Regions from separate parts of the Homo sapiens genome. Here all the other regions are linked to region 1. The links are chromatin contacts, found by Hi-C or POLR2A ChIA-PET in ENCODE. All regions are on one chromosome and are shown on one strand. The core of a region is the stretch at or near the end of the contact, and the rest is flanking DNA. Distances in the headings are between cores, read along the strand shown.

The links. Hi-C counts contacts between places; a loop is a spot of excess contacts on that map. ChIA-PET counts read pairs that join two places held with the same protein, here RNA polymerase II (POLR2A). Pooled maps may share reads with other maps.
Region 2: a pooled map shows a loop between it and region 1 (6-fold over the local background). The contact joins the enhancer-like site here to the promoter of STK35 in region 1. A Hi-C loop is called at or near these places in 6 of 50 pooled maps. POLR2A ChIA-PET finds 5 or more read pairs at or near these places in 2 of 52 experiments (B cell and MCF 10A).
Region 3: a loop to region 1 is called in a pooled map, with 3 times the contacts of the local background. The contact joins the promoter of SIRPG here to the promoter of STK35 in region 1. A Hi-C loop is called at or near these places in 4 of 50 pooled maps.
Region 4: a pooled map shows a loop between it and region 1 (3-fold over the local background). The contact joins the enhancer-like site here to the promoter of STK35 in region 1. A Hi-C loop is called at or near these places in 4 of 50 pooled maps.

What each region holds. Positions count from the first base shown.
Region 1 is chr20:2,100,287-2,103,769 of GRCh38, reverse strand. STK35 (serine/threonine kinase 35) reads right to left here and starts at 1,943. Exons shown (of 4, transcript NM_080836.4): 1 at 1,595-1,943; 2 at 405-1,002. The coding sequence starts at 1,888. RefSeq lists silencers at 528-577, 598-1,127, 1,418-1,467, 1,478-1,767, 1,868-2,057 and an enhancer at 214-1,182.
Region 2 is chr20:1,843,068-1,846,316 of GRCh38, reverse strand. No RefSeq gene overlaps it. Among named protein-coding and RNA genes, the nearest start is that of SIRPA, 51 kb to the left of the region's middle. Within about 2 kb of position 1,461, at least 8 of the 41 ENCODE cell types and tissues checked have a DNase peak (open chromatin) inside an H3K27ac peak, as active enhancers do; they include B cell, where a contact is called at or near this core.
Region 3 is chr20:1,656,034-1,659,542 of GRCh38, reverse strand. SIRPG (signal regulatory protein gamma) reads left to right here and starts at 1,764. Exons shown (of 6, transcript NM_018556.4): 1 at 1,764-1,901. The coding sequence starts at 1,829.
Region 4 is chr20:1,672,737-1,675,911 of GRCh38, reverse strand. It overlaps a transcript of SIRPG not described here. Among named protein-coding and RNA genes, the nearest start is that of SIRPG, 17 kb to the right of the region's middle. RefSeq lists an enhancer at 2,076-2,577. Within about 2 kb of position 1,356, at least 3 of the 41 ENCODE cell types and tissues checked have a DNase peak (open chromatin) inside an H3K27ac peak, as active enhancers do.

The DNA of each region.
Region 1 (3,483 bases), core at 694-3,193:
GTTTGTTTTGGGAGGGAAAGAGAGAGGCCCTCGGGGGTGAGGAGGCTCCGCAGTTCTGCTACTAACTGAACCCGACCCCTCCTCCACTCCCCCAACCGATCTTAAAAATAGAAGACGTTTAATAACCATAGCTCGCAATTCTTGAGCACTTATTAAGTTAATGGTTAGCACTTAAACGAGCTCTTGTTATGGAAACACCAGCCAACTTTAGGCCCAGGGACTGATCTTAGGACCTGAGAAGAGAGGGCCGAATGCCTGGGCCCAGGAAAGGAGGGTGTGTCAGGGCACAGGGTGACAGGGACCAGGTCTGAGGCCTAGGAAGGCCAGGAACAGTGTGGGCCAAGCCGTCCGGAGAGCAGGGGGTCCAGGCCCTGCGTGGGTGGAAAGGCCCGCGGTGCTCCTACCTTTCAGCGAGGTCTCCACCAGGCGCAGGTAAAGCTGCGAGCTCTTGTTGCCGTGACTCATGCGCTGGGCTAACCCATTGCGCTGCAGGACGCACTCCTCAAACTGCACGACGTTCTGGTGGCGCCGCTTGAGGCTGGTGAGGGCCCAGAATTCAGCCAGCGCCAGCTCCACGTTCTCGGGGGCGTCGCAGCGGATCTTCTTGACCGCCACCCGGGCCCCGCTGCGCCCGGCCACTGCCTCATAAACCACGCCGTAGCTGCCGCGCCCGATCTCCGCCAACAGGCTGTAACGCGGCCGCGCGGACCCGCCACCGCCCTCAGGCCGTCGCCGCGCCAGGAAGGCCTCGCCCGGGGCCTCGGCCGCCACCGGATCCATGGCCCGGGCCGCCGCCGCCGGCCTCAGCTTCGTGCTGGGCGCCCGCGGCACTGGGCTTCGCCTTTTCCGCTCCGGGCTTTGTGTACCTCTGCGGGCGCCGTCCTTCCCCGTTTCCATGGCTGCGGGCGGCGGGGGGAGCAGCAACGGCGCTGCCCGGGCCCCCCCTGCCTCATCCCTCCGTCCGGCCCTGGGACGCGGAGGAGCCGGACCTTGGATTGTGACCTGCGGGCGAAAGAATCGGTTAAACGGCCAGGCCAAGGCGGGGAGGCCAGGAGCGTAGGCCGCGGGGCGTCCCACCTCCTCCTCCCCCGGCCGCCGCGGCCCCTTTAAGACGGAAGCCACCGCCGCTGATTGAACGGGGGAGGGGAGGGGAAAGCGGGAAAGACCGAACCACTGGGCAGCAGCTCAGAGGGGGAACCGGAAAGAAAAGCACAAACTCTCCGCTCTCTCTGTTAGCTTGTCATGTAGCGATAGGAAAAAGAAGAGCCAGCAAGCTTCACGCCTTCTGAAAACCGCTTAGAGACGCGATTTGGCCGGCGGAAATATTTTTCTTTGCTTGGCCCCCTCTGTGACGCTCCTCCCCGCGCCCCGCCTTGTGTTCGCCCGGGTGTAAACAGTCCATTGAATTAAGCCCTAGCGGAGCCCAGCGGACCGACCCAAGTCCCCGAGGGCGACGGGTAGAAGGGATTGGCTGAAAAGTTCGGCTTCTCGGAGTGCGACTGGCCGAGGACCCGATTTCCCTTCCCAAGCGCGGAGGCAGTGGCAGTAACTCCAGCCTCGGCGCTGGCCTTCAGTCCTCCAACGGCGCCCTTACCTGGCCCGCGCACCTCCACTTCCGGGCGGCCCGTTTCCCCCCTGGAGCCCCTGCCTGGGGATGGTCCGCTCCGGGCCCGGGCTGCCTCCGGGACCGAGCAGCGCGGGAGGTGGCGGCCCGAGCCCGGCGTGTAGCGGATCCTTCTGCTGCCGCGGCGCTCGCTGGGGAAGCCTGGGCTCCTAGGCTCCCGTGGCTTTCCACGTGTTCGCGCCAGCTGAGCCCTTTACATAACCTCTTTACATAAGCTGCACCTCCCGCCGGCGCCCGGGCCAGCGGAGACTCCTGGTGGCCCATCCCCCGGGACGCCAGCCGAGTGAGCCCTGCACCGCCCGGTCCTGCAAAGGTCGACGGAGCAGCCGCAGCCGAGCGCACCGGCACGCCTTGCCGGGACCCAATCACTGGCGAGAACACCCAGCCAACAAAAAATAGGCGCGAAATTCCCGTGATCCGCGGCGGGCTCCGGGTCTCCGCAGCGGCCCGCGCATCACTATCCCTTCTCGCCTGATCTGCGTGAAGACCAACCGTCCGCAGTAGGCGCCTAATAAATACTGACTGGGTGATTGTCTTGGTCGTTTGATTCATAGCTCTGTCCTGGGAACCTCAGGGACTGGGTTGGAATCCCGACCTTCCCTTCTACCAGCCCAGTGATCTTGTGCAAATCATTGACCCACCCTGAGCATCCGTTTATCTAATGATCCTCTGCAAAATGGATAGAATGGGCTTTAATTCCCAGGAATGATAGACCCAAATGAAATACCTAGATGGAGGCTAATTGGGTGTGGGGCTGTTAGTACCCAAAGCTCCCATTTAGGCACAGATTTTTGAATATTTTGTTCTGTATTTTGTATTCCAGTGTAGGCCTAGTGGGTGCCCAGTGTTTGTTAACTGAATCTACAGATGTTTATTGAACACCCGTAATGTGCTAGGCACCATTCCAAGTCGCTGGGGAAAGAGCAATAGACAAGGCAGTTTCTGCCTTGGTTGAGGTTCTGTGCCACTGCAGGAGACAAACCACATGGGTGGCCTTGGGCAAGTTAGTCAACCTTCTTGTGTATTTGTTCCTTACCTGTAAGAAGATCCACAGAGGTTATACAGGTAAAGCACTTAGGACAGCCTTGCACACAATGTTAAGTATTATTAAATAAATGCACAGGATAATTTTTGCCAGTGGTAAGTGTGATGGAGAAAAAGAATGAGCTAAAGAGTGCTCACTGGATACAGGCCATTTCTTATAATGTATTTGGTCGCTGAAAACCTCTTAACTTTTTTGTGATTAAATTTCAAATTTACACATAAATTTCAAGAATCGTAAAGATCATATACTTTTCCACTAGAATAACAAATTGTTATATTTTGCTGCATATCCATATCCTCTCGTGTATGTGTATATATACACACAAATACATATTGTGTGTGGATATCTATATGGTATATACCCCAAAAGAAAGGAAATCAGTATACGGTATATAGATATTCACACACACACATATATAATGTATATATTCTTTTTTACTACATCATTTTAGAGTTTCCAACATCAAACTCCTTTATCCTAAATATATGTGTGTGTTTCCTTAAAAAAAAGACATTATCTGGCATAATCTCAGTACAGTGGTCAAAAATCAGGAATTTTAACAATGATACAATTGTTTTATTTAATACACTCCATCCATATTTAAATTTTGCTAATGGTCCCAATAATGTCCTTTATAGCTATTCCCCAGGATCCAATTCAGGATCAGACGTTGCACTGAGTTGTCATGCCTCTTTAGTTTCTTTTAATCTGGAAGGGCAGTTAGTTATCCAGCCTTTCTTTGTCTTTCATGACCTTGACATTTTTGAAGAATACTGGCGAGTTATATTGTAGAATGTCCCTAAATTTTTATTCA
Region 2 (3,249 bases), core at 212-2,711, 260 kb after region 1:
CAGCTGTGTGAGTTAAGTAAACAATTCGCTTCTCTGTGCCTCAGTTTCCAAACCCATGAAGTGGGGACAATGGAAGGACCTATCTCAGGGAAATGGCATGAGGATTGGCAAGTTAGACCATGTATCAATACAGAACCAATACAGTGCCTGCCTCTCAGCCAGTCCTTAGTAAGTGTTAGCCATCATTAACAGTGACAGCTATGATGTGGGGACACAAAGGTGGCTCAGGCCTGACTCTGCTCTCTTGGATCCCCCAATCCCGAGGGGCATCAGGCGTGTAAACCCAATCCCTGTGATCAGGGATAGAGATGGCACAGGCCGGGGACAGCCTGGAAGAGGGGCACTTCCTTTGCCTGCCTGTCTAGCCACTTGGCCGATCAGAGGGACAAAGTCACTGGGCTGTGAAAAGTCCAGCTGGCCAGGCCATGGCAGGAGCCCCCTCCTGCTGGCCCTTCCTCCAGTCCCCACCCCAGCCAGCCACATTTGCTCTTGTCAGGCAGAGGAGGCTGGGCACTGCACATGCGGGGCTAAGACTGAGGTTGTGCACACAGAGACGTAGGTAAGGTGTGAACTTAGGCATGCCAACTTGCATGCTACGAGGCATATCAGCTGGGGCAAGTGTGCTCAGTCAGCCAGATAGACCCAGACAGACACATGCACGCAGAAAGAGCCCTAACATCACAACGGCTCACACATGGCTCCTAGTATGTGCCAGGCATCAATCCGAGCATTCCACATATATTCATTTGTTTGATCCTCACAACAACCTTATAAGGTATGTTTTATTAATATGCCCATTTTACTGATAAGGAAAGTGAAGCAGAGAGGGGGTTGAGTAATTTGCTCAAGGTCATACCCAGTAAGTGGCAGACCTAGATTCCAACCCAGGGAGTCAGGCTACAGAGACAGAACTCTTAACAGCTGTGCAGATCCATGAAACACATGCACAATGACACACACTCATTTTGGACATGCAGACATGGATACATGCCTCCTGATGAACATGGATACCTTCCCAGGTATGTATAAACACAAAGACAAGACGATGTATAAACACAAAGGGATGTATAAACACAAAGACAAGGGATGTATAAACACAGAGATGTATAAACACAAAGACAAGATGAAGATGCCCATGCACACTTGCATTCACACAGTTGGGGAGGGCTAAGTAAACCACTGTTTAACTTGTGGGCAGCAGACTCAAGACCCCTATGCAGCCATAAACACTCAGGCAGACACACTCAGAGGTAGGAATGCACATGCTGTGTGTACACGTGCTAAGACTCCTTCCACAACCAACACACAGAGAAACGGAAAACAGCAATCACGATGGATTCTTATAGTATCTGCTCAGGCTCTTAGCTGACTTCTCAGTTTCCCTTCCTCTCTACGGCAGCAGCAGCCCCAGAAGGGTGGGGGCTTCCCCCATGTGATTCCCCAACGTGTTTGGCGCAATGCCTGGTAATAACATACGCTCACCCTTTCTGGCTTTCCTCACTAGAAAGAGTGTCAGGCCCTTTGCAGTTAAAAGCTTCACTTTACAGTCAGACAGGCCCAAGATATTGCTCTCAGCTGCCCTACTTGTGAGGCAAGGGATTTCACCATTCCAAGCCCACCACTCTCCCCCTAGAACGTGTCCTAGCCACGGTGGCCATTGCTCCTGTACACCAGGGATGTGCCCACCTCAGGGACTTTGCACTTGCCTTTGCCTGGATAAATCCCTGGCTAAGTACGTTTTGTGTTGCTATAGCACTATACCACAGAATGGGTAATTTATAAAGAATGGAAATTTTCTTTGGCTCATGGGTTGGAGGCTGGGAAGTCCAAAATCCAGGGGGGCTGCATCTGGTAAGGGCCTTCTTGCTCCATCATCCCATGGCAGAAGGTGGAAGGACAAAGGGGTTGGGAAAGAAAGAGAGAGAAGAAGGGAGTCATACTCATCCTTTTATTAGGAATGCACTCTCTCTTTCTTTTCTTTTCTTGTCTTTTTTTTTTTTGGAGATAGAGTCTCACTCGGCCGCCCAGGCTGGAATGCAGTGGTGCAATCTCGCTCACTGCAACCTCCACTTTCCAGGTTCAAGTGATTCTTCTGCCTCAGCCTCCTGGGATTATAGGCACCTGACACCACATCCAGCTAATTTTTGTATTTTTAGTAGAGACAGAATTTTGCCATGTTTGGCCAGGCTGGTCTTAAACTCCTGACCTCAGGTGATCCGCCTGCCTCAGCTTCCCAAAGTGCTGAAATTACAGATGTGAGCCACCACGCCTGGCCTAGGAACCCACTCTGTCAGTAACCCACTCCTGTGATAACAGCGTCAATTCATTCATGAAGGCAGAGTCCTCATGACCTGATCATGTCTTTAAAGTGCCCCTCTTAACACTGTTGCATTGAGGATTATGTTTCCAACACATGAGCTTTAGGGGACACAGTAAAATCAGAGCACCCCTTCACCTCCTTTAGGTCTTAAATGTCACCTTCCCAGTGAGGGCTTTCCTGGTGTCGCTGTTAAATTGCAAACCTCCACTCACCTCCCTTGCTCTCTCTACTCTCGCCCCTTCACTCTGTACACTTCTCCATTCTGTTCCCTGCCCCAACAGACTTGTTTTAATTATTTATTTATTGTTCATCTGCCCCACTGAAGTGTAAGCTCCATGAGAGCAGGATTGCTTCTTCACTCTGGTGTCTCCCGAGCCCAGAACCATGCCTGGTGTGTAGCAGGAGCTCGGTGACTCTGGGGAATGCAGAATGCGCTTCGCTTCATAGAAGGGTAGGAGTAACAACGCCCTTGCAGGGTAGTTGGGAGGCTGGGGAGAATCACTCATAGACGCTACATGGGACATAGCATCACCTCAGAGCTCTTTTTTAAAACTCACATACCTATGATCTGCATGGTAAGAGTTGCATGCAGCAGCTGAGTGAACTCAGTGAACCCTGAAAGGGCCCCTTGACAGCCACTCCCCCATCCTCTTTGCCCACCCTCCTCCCCGGTTCACCACTGTATGTTGGTGGACATGTTTCCAGGCCTTTCCCATATATTTACATCTGCACAGATATAACATGTGTGTCATAGGTATGCATCATACATCAATAAGATCATTCTCCATTTATTTGATAACTATTCATTGAGCACCTACTATGTGCCAGGCATTGTTGTGAGGCATGAAAAAGTGAGATTCCTACCCTCCAGAGCTGACACTCTAACAGAGTAGCCAGCAGACAAAGCTAAAGTATTCTTCCAGGTAGTG
Region 3 (3,509 bases), core at 515-3,014, 440 kb after region 1:
CACCATATCTGGAGCACAGGAAACTCTCAATAAATGATAGCTGTTATAATTCCTTCATGTCATATAGAAGCCAATTGCTTGTATTCAAGTGTAATTAGACATTGATTCATATATTCTTTTCATTTTGTGTTTTCACTACTGTGGGTGTGGAGAAGGAGGGGAAGATTTCACCCTGTGTACATCTGCCACATTAAAACAGGACTTTCAATTAAAACATGATAACATTTACAATTTGATTTGACAATTATTCATGACAGATTAAGAACCTAAAACCCACATGTGAGATGAAGGATTCTGGACAGGTCTTTCTTAGTCATAGATGCTGGAAGAGAAATCATTTCTTTTAACAAGGTGGCTTTTCTAAGGCACAACGGTGGCAGAGAACCAGTGGACTCTTCCTGTACACAGAAAATAATTATAGCCATGTTTTTTTGCTTATAATTAATTATGAGTCAAGCATTCAGTATGGCTTATATTATTCCTACCATAGCTCTACAAGGTGCATATTCTAACATTTATTTACATACAATCAAACCAAGGCTCAGAGAAGTAGTGTCTTTTTGAAAATCACACAGCTGGAAATTGTAAGAGGAGGAATTAATCTATGGTTGAACAAGGAGCGGGATTTAGAGAATCCAGAGGGAGAAACTGATTTCAGGGTGGCAGCGAGAGTCCAAATACACTATATAAGCTGGGTCTCAGGAGGCCTGGGTTGCTGGGAGAAAGCCACTGGTGGGCAACTCAGCATGCAGGAGGGATCCATTCAAAAGCAACATTTGAGTTCCCGCACTTCACCTGGCACCGTGAGTATCAATAATGACCTACTGGGTTTCAGGCATGATATGCTCATTACCTCTTTAATCGTCACTAAAACACTGCACAAAAAGACTTACTATTCCCAGTTTAGGAGATTGAAACTGAGCATAGGAGGGCCCAGCGACTTCCCCAACTCCTTGGCACACACTCTTGGCAGGAGCATGGATTTTTCCTCTTTCCTCATTTCCCATCCGAACTCAGTGATGAATGAAATAGGTGCTCTGTGTGTAGAAGAAAGGGTATTGAAATTGATGCGACGGCCCCAGGAACCTGCCCACCATAATCTTCCCTCATGATAACCCTATCCCCTTTCCATAACCCACAATCCCCACCTCACTCCACAAAGCAGTTGCTTATTACCTCAAACCCAGTTTCTCTCCTGGAAGGAGTCAAGAAATAATTCCTTCTGCTGGGTGCAGGCACATGAAAGTGCTAAGGTCCACAAGAGACTGAATTTGGGCTAAGTGTTGCCAATTATAGCAATTTGGAATAGAAAATCATTTCAGGAGAAGATCTGGTTCCTCTCCAGTGTTGAGCAGGTCCTGTGAACTCTTCTCCTACGTCCAGCGGAGTGGCATTTGGTTGAGGCTGGTGCAGAACAAGACCACAAGCCAACCACATCCTAGGGTCTTGAAATAAAGACTTTAGAAAACAATACCTAACAACAGATCTTTCTTGACTTAAAAGCCTCAAATGGCAAATCACCAAGAAGACCTGAAAATGGGTTTGGGGACACGAGGAGGGAGCACAGGTCCCAGGCAGGCAGGAAGCATTATTTCTGCTAACCCTGTCTGATTATCCTGAAAATGGAGCACGATTAACTCCTTGCTTTGTAGCTGCCTACTGTGCCTGATTTGTAAGTCACAATCTAGAAGCAGGTTACTGTTGCATTCCATCATAGCCACTTCCTCTTGAATTGAGGGAGGCAGGGCTTGTCTTCTGTCTTCAGAGCAGGGCCTGACATCTCCCCAGAACAGACGTTTGAACAGAGCAGGCTTCTGAGGTCTCCAAAATGCCTGTCCCAGCCTCCTGGCCCCATCCTCCTGGTCCTTTCCTGCTTCTGACTCTACTGCTGGGACTTACAGGTGAGCATTGCATTGGGCTAGAACCCTTTCTCCCTGCTTCCTGGACCTAGCCTTGCCCCTGGACTTGCAGCAATTTCAGATAAGCACAAGCACTGCCAAGGAAGGTCAAGGACTGGACATTGTCCAAGAGCAGAAGATCAGGGAGCTGAGCACTTTCTCTGTGGATCTGCAGCTGGCTACCAGAGGCATCAAACCTTGTGAGGCTTCTGCCACCATCACAATTAGTTACATTTTTATAATATTTTATTTGACAAACACAGAAGAATCATTATTAAATCCTTACCTGTCTTGAGTCCTCCTACCCATTTTTGTGTGCCCTCCTCCTCTTTAAGAAGTTCCACATTTCATGCTTACAGCGTCCTATATTCCTTTCTTAGGGCTTCCACAACAAAGCACCACAGACTCAGTAACTAAAACAATAGACATTTACTTTCTTTCTTTCAGTTCTGGAGGCTGAATTGCAAAATCAAGATGCCAGCAGGGTTAGTTTCTACTGAGGTCTTTCTCCTTGGCTTGTAGAAGGCCATCTCCTCCATGTGTCTTGACACATGGTCTTCCTCTGTGTGTGTCTGTATTCTCATTTTCTCTTATGAGAACATCAGCCATATTGGATTAAGGCTCCCCGCCAGTGACCTCATTTAACTAAATTGCTTCACCCATTTATGCCTAGTGCTCCGTTATTGGATCACTAAGCTTGCGGGAGTTATTTATATCCTACTGCTCAAGGGCATCGCCAAGGTCTGATTTTTCAAATTAAAAAAAAATTGCAACCTCGGGCATAAATGGGTTAAAGACCTTGTCTCCAAATATGGTCAAATTCTAAGGCGCTGGGGATTGGGGCTTCAACCCATTCGTTTTGGGGGCACATTCAGCCCATAACAGGCACCACCATCTCCCTTGGTCATCTTGACTTTCCTCTGGAGAATTTATTTTCCCTTCCCCCAGGCAGACAGGATTGGGAGGTCTTTCCTGGTGCCACCTGAGAGAGCCCTGTTCACAGCTCCCAGACAGGCTGCCTGTCTTCACCCCTTTTTCAGACCATGCAGCTGACCCCCGGTCACAGGGCTGGGCACAATAGCCTCTCAGTTGCCCACTGGGCCCTGCTGTGATGTCATCTCACAGGTCTTAGAGGGCAAGGTCTCACTTTTCAAATTATTTTTTTTACACATACACTGTACCCAAATGACAGCAGTAATAGTTCAGCAATTGCTCTCTTCCTGTAAGGCAGATGCACTTCTTAGCATTTTGTGTGTATTAAGTCAACTAATCCTCACAGCATCCCTGTGTGGAAGCTATAACTCTTGTGCTCTATTTGCAAATGGGGAGTGAGGCAGAGGCAGGAACCTGTTCATTGTCCCCTACTTCAGTCCATGGAGCAGTTGGGATCAAGTCCAGGTTGACCAGTTCCAGAGTTTATCACCCTTTTAACCATGTTATGCTATGTGTAGAAATATTAGAAAATGCAGGCAAGCAAACATTAGATTAATAATCACCCATCACACCAGTCAGAAACAATCAGAGGTAAAACACTAGTGTATGTATGTTTTCCCAAAATGTTAAAAATGTGTTGGATGGTTTCTATGTGCCAAATATTTTACTGAGATTTTT
Region 4 (3,175 bases), core at 107-2,606, 430 kb after region 1:
CTTGTTGCCTCTTTTAACCCACTTAGAAAGAAAAAAAACAGTGCAGCTCACTGCCAGAGCTCATTTAATTTTACACAAACATGCTCTTTGAGGTTGAAGCAAATCTGACTGATTTTCATTGTGAAAATAAAATATAAAAACTGTTCTTGGAGTTATTTCTAAACAGAACTTGTCTCTAATCCTAATGTAACAGAAATGTACTTGATGTTACATTAGAATTAGAGACAAGAGTATTCTTGGAGCAAACAGGGTATGGGTTAAAGATGAGGCACTAAAGCTCAGAGAGGAGACCTGAGTGGTGAGCAGGTCAGGGAGCCAAGGTCTGATCCCAACCCAGCCTGACTCACAGCCCCTGTCTCTGCAACCCTCAGCTATGCTTTTTAAAGTGTGAAGAAATGCTCTAACCTCATTCTAAACTCTTGCATTGCTCTGTTTTACAGCAAAAAGCATTCAACACCAAACAAACAAAAAAAGTCCTGTAGGGGTAGGAGGGGCTGGCTTTACACTCTCTTTAGAAAGGTTCTGCAGATGGCTCATTATATGTCAAGCCTGTTCCTAAAGGACAGGTCTCAGCACACATGAAGCATTTAGGACTCTTCCCCCATGTTGTGCTGTTTCTCCTTCACTCAGCAGCATCTGTGGAGCAAAGTCGGGCCTCCTGCAGCCCAGCAGAGCACGTGCCCACCCCTTCTTGGTGCTGAGGACTAAGGATGAGGAGATGAGGTATTTCGTAGTGGGTGAGTGGGGCCACTGTAAGCAAGAGTTTCCATTCTCCCCTTGGGCTGTCAGGAGCCCATAGTGTTTTATGGCTACAGGGTATCTGGGCCCGGGCACCCAGGAGGGAGGCTTCTCTCTAGAATTGCATAAAGTCAAGAATCTCAAAGGGACAATTGGGTGTGCAGTCAGTGTTGGGGCTCAAGAATTCAGGGCACTTGCTCTGTTAATGGACATGAGTGCTTGGTAGGACACAGGAAGTGCCCACTGGGACACATGGAGGACAAGGAGGCAGTGCCTTCATTTCTCTCAGCCTCAGTTTCCTCATCTGTAAAATGGTGATCATCACGACTCCTTTAGGAGAGGGGATAGGATTTGAGGTTCTCTCTGTAAATCACCTAGCACATTGTAGGCACCCCTAAATCAAGCTGTTATTTCTTGTGATCTTGGGCCAGTCTTGCCTTCCCTTGAGTCCCCAGTTTCCCTATCTGTGCAATGCTGATAATCATGCACCAAACCCACTCTGGGTTCTGTGAGGATGGGAGAGGATGTGCACAGAGTCCTGAATGGTGGTGTTGTTCAGGTTATTACTGAGCTTCCGCAGAACAGTGGTTAGTGCAGGGCAGGCAGGAGCCCAACTGCCTGGGCCACTTCCGGGCTCTGGTACTTCCTGGCTCTGTGACCTGGGACAAGGTGCTCTACCACAGTGAGTCTCAGTGTCCGCACCTGTTGATGATAACACTGACCTCACAGACTGGGGACAGAAACTGAAGGAGTTAAATCCTTTTAAATGCTCAGAGCAGCACCTGGAGTGCAGTAAATGTTCCATAAATATGAACTGTGTGATGTCGAAGCTATGAGACCTCAGATGGGTCAGTGCTTCTCCAGGCCTCAAGGATACATGGGGTTTGGGGTGGGGTCTGGTGGCTTTCGATCTTGGCTGCTCATTAGAATCATCTGGGAAATTTGAAAAAAAAAAATTTAAATCCAGCCCAAGGCTCCCTCCTAAAAAAAAATGCCAGTTTAATTGGTCTGACATGAGCCTGGGCATGCAAAGTTCTCAGTGACTCCAGAAGATTCTAATACACAGCCCCCTAGCAAAAGTGGTCCTCCATTGTGTTGAGCATTGACAGCAGCTTTTCTGGATGTGGATGCTTCAGAATAACATGGGCCAGAGACATCTCAGAAGGCCCCAGTGGCCTGGCCAGGACCCTTCCCATGGAGCAGGCCTTAGGGGACAAGGAGGAGAAGCCTGGTCTAAGTCCTGCTCAGATCCCAGCCTCAGTGTTGGGAACAACTTTAACAAGTTTGTGTTTAAACAGCACTGAAATCCCAGCAAATCCTCACTCCTCAGCCCCAGGAGCCTCCCTGCCTCCACACACGAAGATGTCATGGAGGAATCTGTTTCCTATTCCTTCCAAAATGCTTCCAGCTTCTGTAAATAGCTCCTCTGGAGGGAAGCATCTGTGATCTTGTTTGTGTTTTGAAAGCCAATTTGCCAAACTTGTTTCCTGAGGGGATTGTTCAGAAAAGGGGAGAGAATCCTCACTTGGTGGTTTCTGCTCCTTTTGTCATTTGGGTTTGTCATGAGCCGCAGGGAGCAGGGTTTGAGCCTTTTCTCGGTGTTTCTGCTCCTCTTTGTTCTGCTGCCTAAAGGATAAATGTGTAGATTTAGAAGCAGTAATGACCAAACCTCCTGAAAACAGTCACAGGGGTCATTTGTTAAGCACCTACGACATGCCAGGCTCTGTGCTTTTCACTTGTCTTCTCTTATCTTACCAGGGTGGGGTTTGTGTCCACTTTTGGTCCTTGGCCAGCCGGGCCTCCTCTCTGAGCCTCATCCTATAAAGGGGCTCACATTAGGACCCCCTCACAGGGATGGAGGGGGGTTAAAAAGATTAAAGAGAGGTATAGAGGGAGCAGGCAGCATCAGGCTCCCATAAATGGAAATTGATTACATCCTCTCATCCCGTTAGGGTCGCCATGCTGGTGGTATCTTGATAACTTCTCTTCTTCAAGTGACACCCTCTTTACTGTGCCCTCAAAATGTCTGACACATGTTAGGGAGCAGGTTAATATGTACAAAGGCAAATATGTGTGATATATGCTTCCTGGTGATTGTTGTAGAAGATGTAGGGTAGTAATTCACAATTTGGAGGTGCCCTTTAGGACCTCTCTATGGAAAGAAACTGCCTTCATTTTTCTGATTCTCTAATCTGTGTGCTTTCAGGACGCAGGATGAGTGCCTGCCTGCTTAGATGGCCTGGGTCTGTGTTTCTTGTAGTTAACTAATGATGAAAACATTAACCACCTTTGGCTTTCTCAGTACTCAGTGATCTTGTTTGTCAACCCAAACCTGACCCAACTGAAGACCCAGATTCCAAAAACGTTCCCTCTTTGGAAAGGCAGCACTTGGCACAAATTAGGCCTGCTAACAACAACAACAACAACAACAAATGAT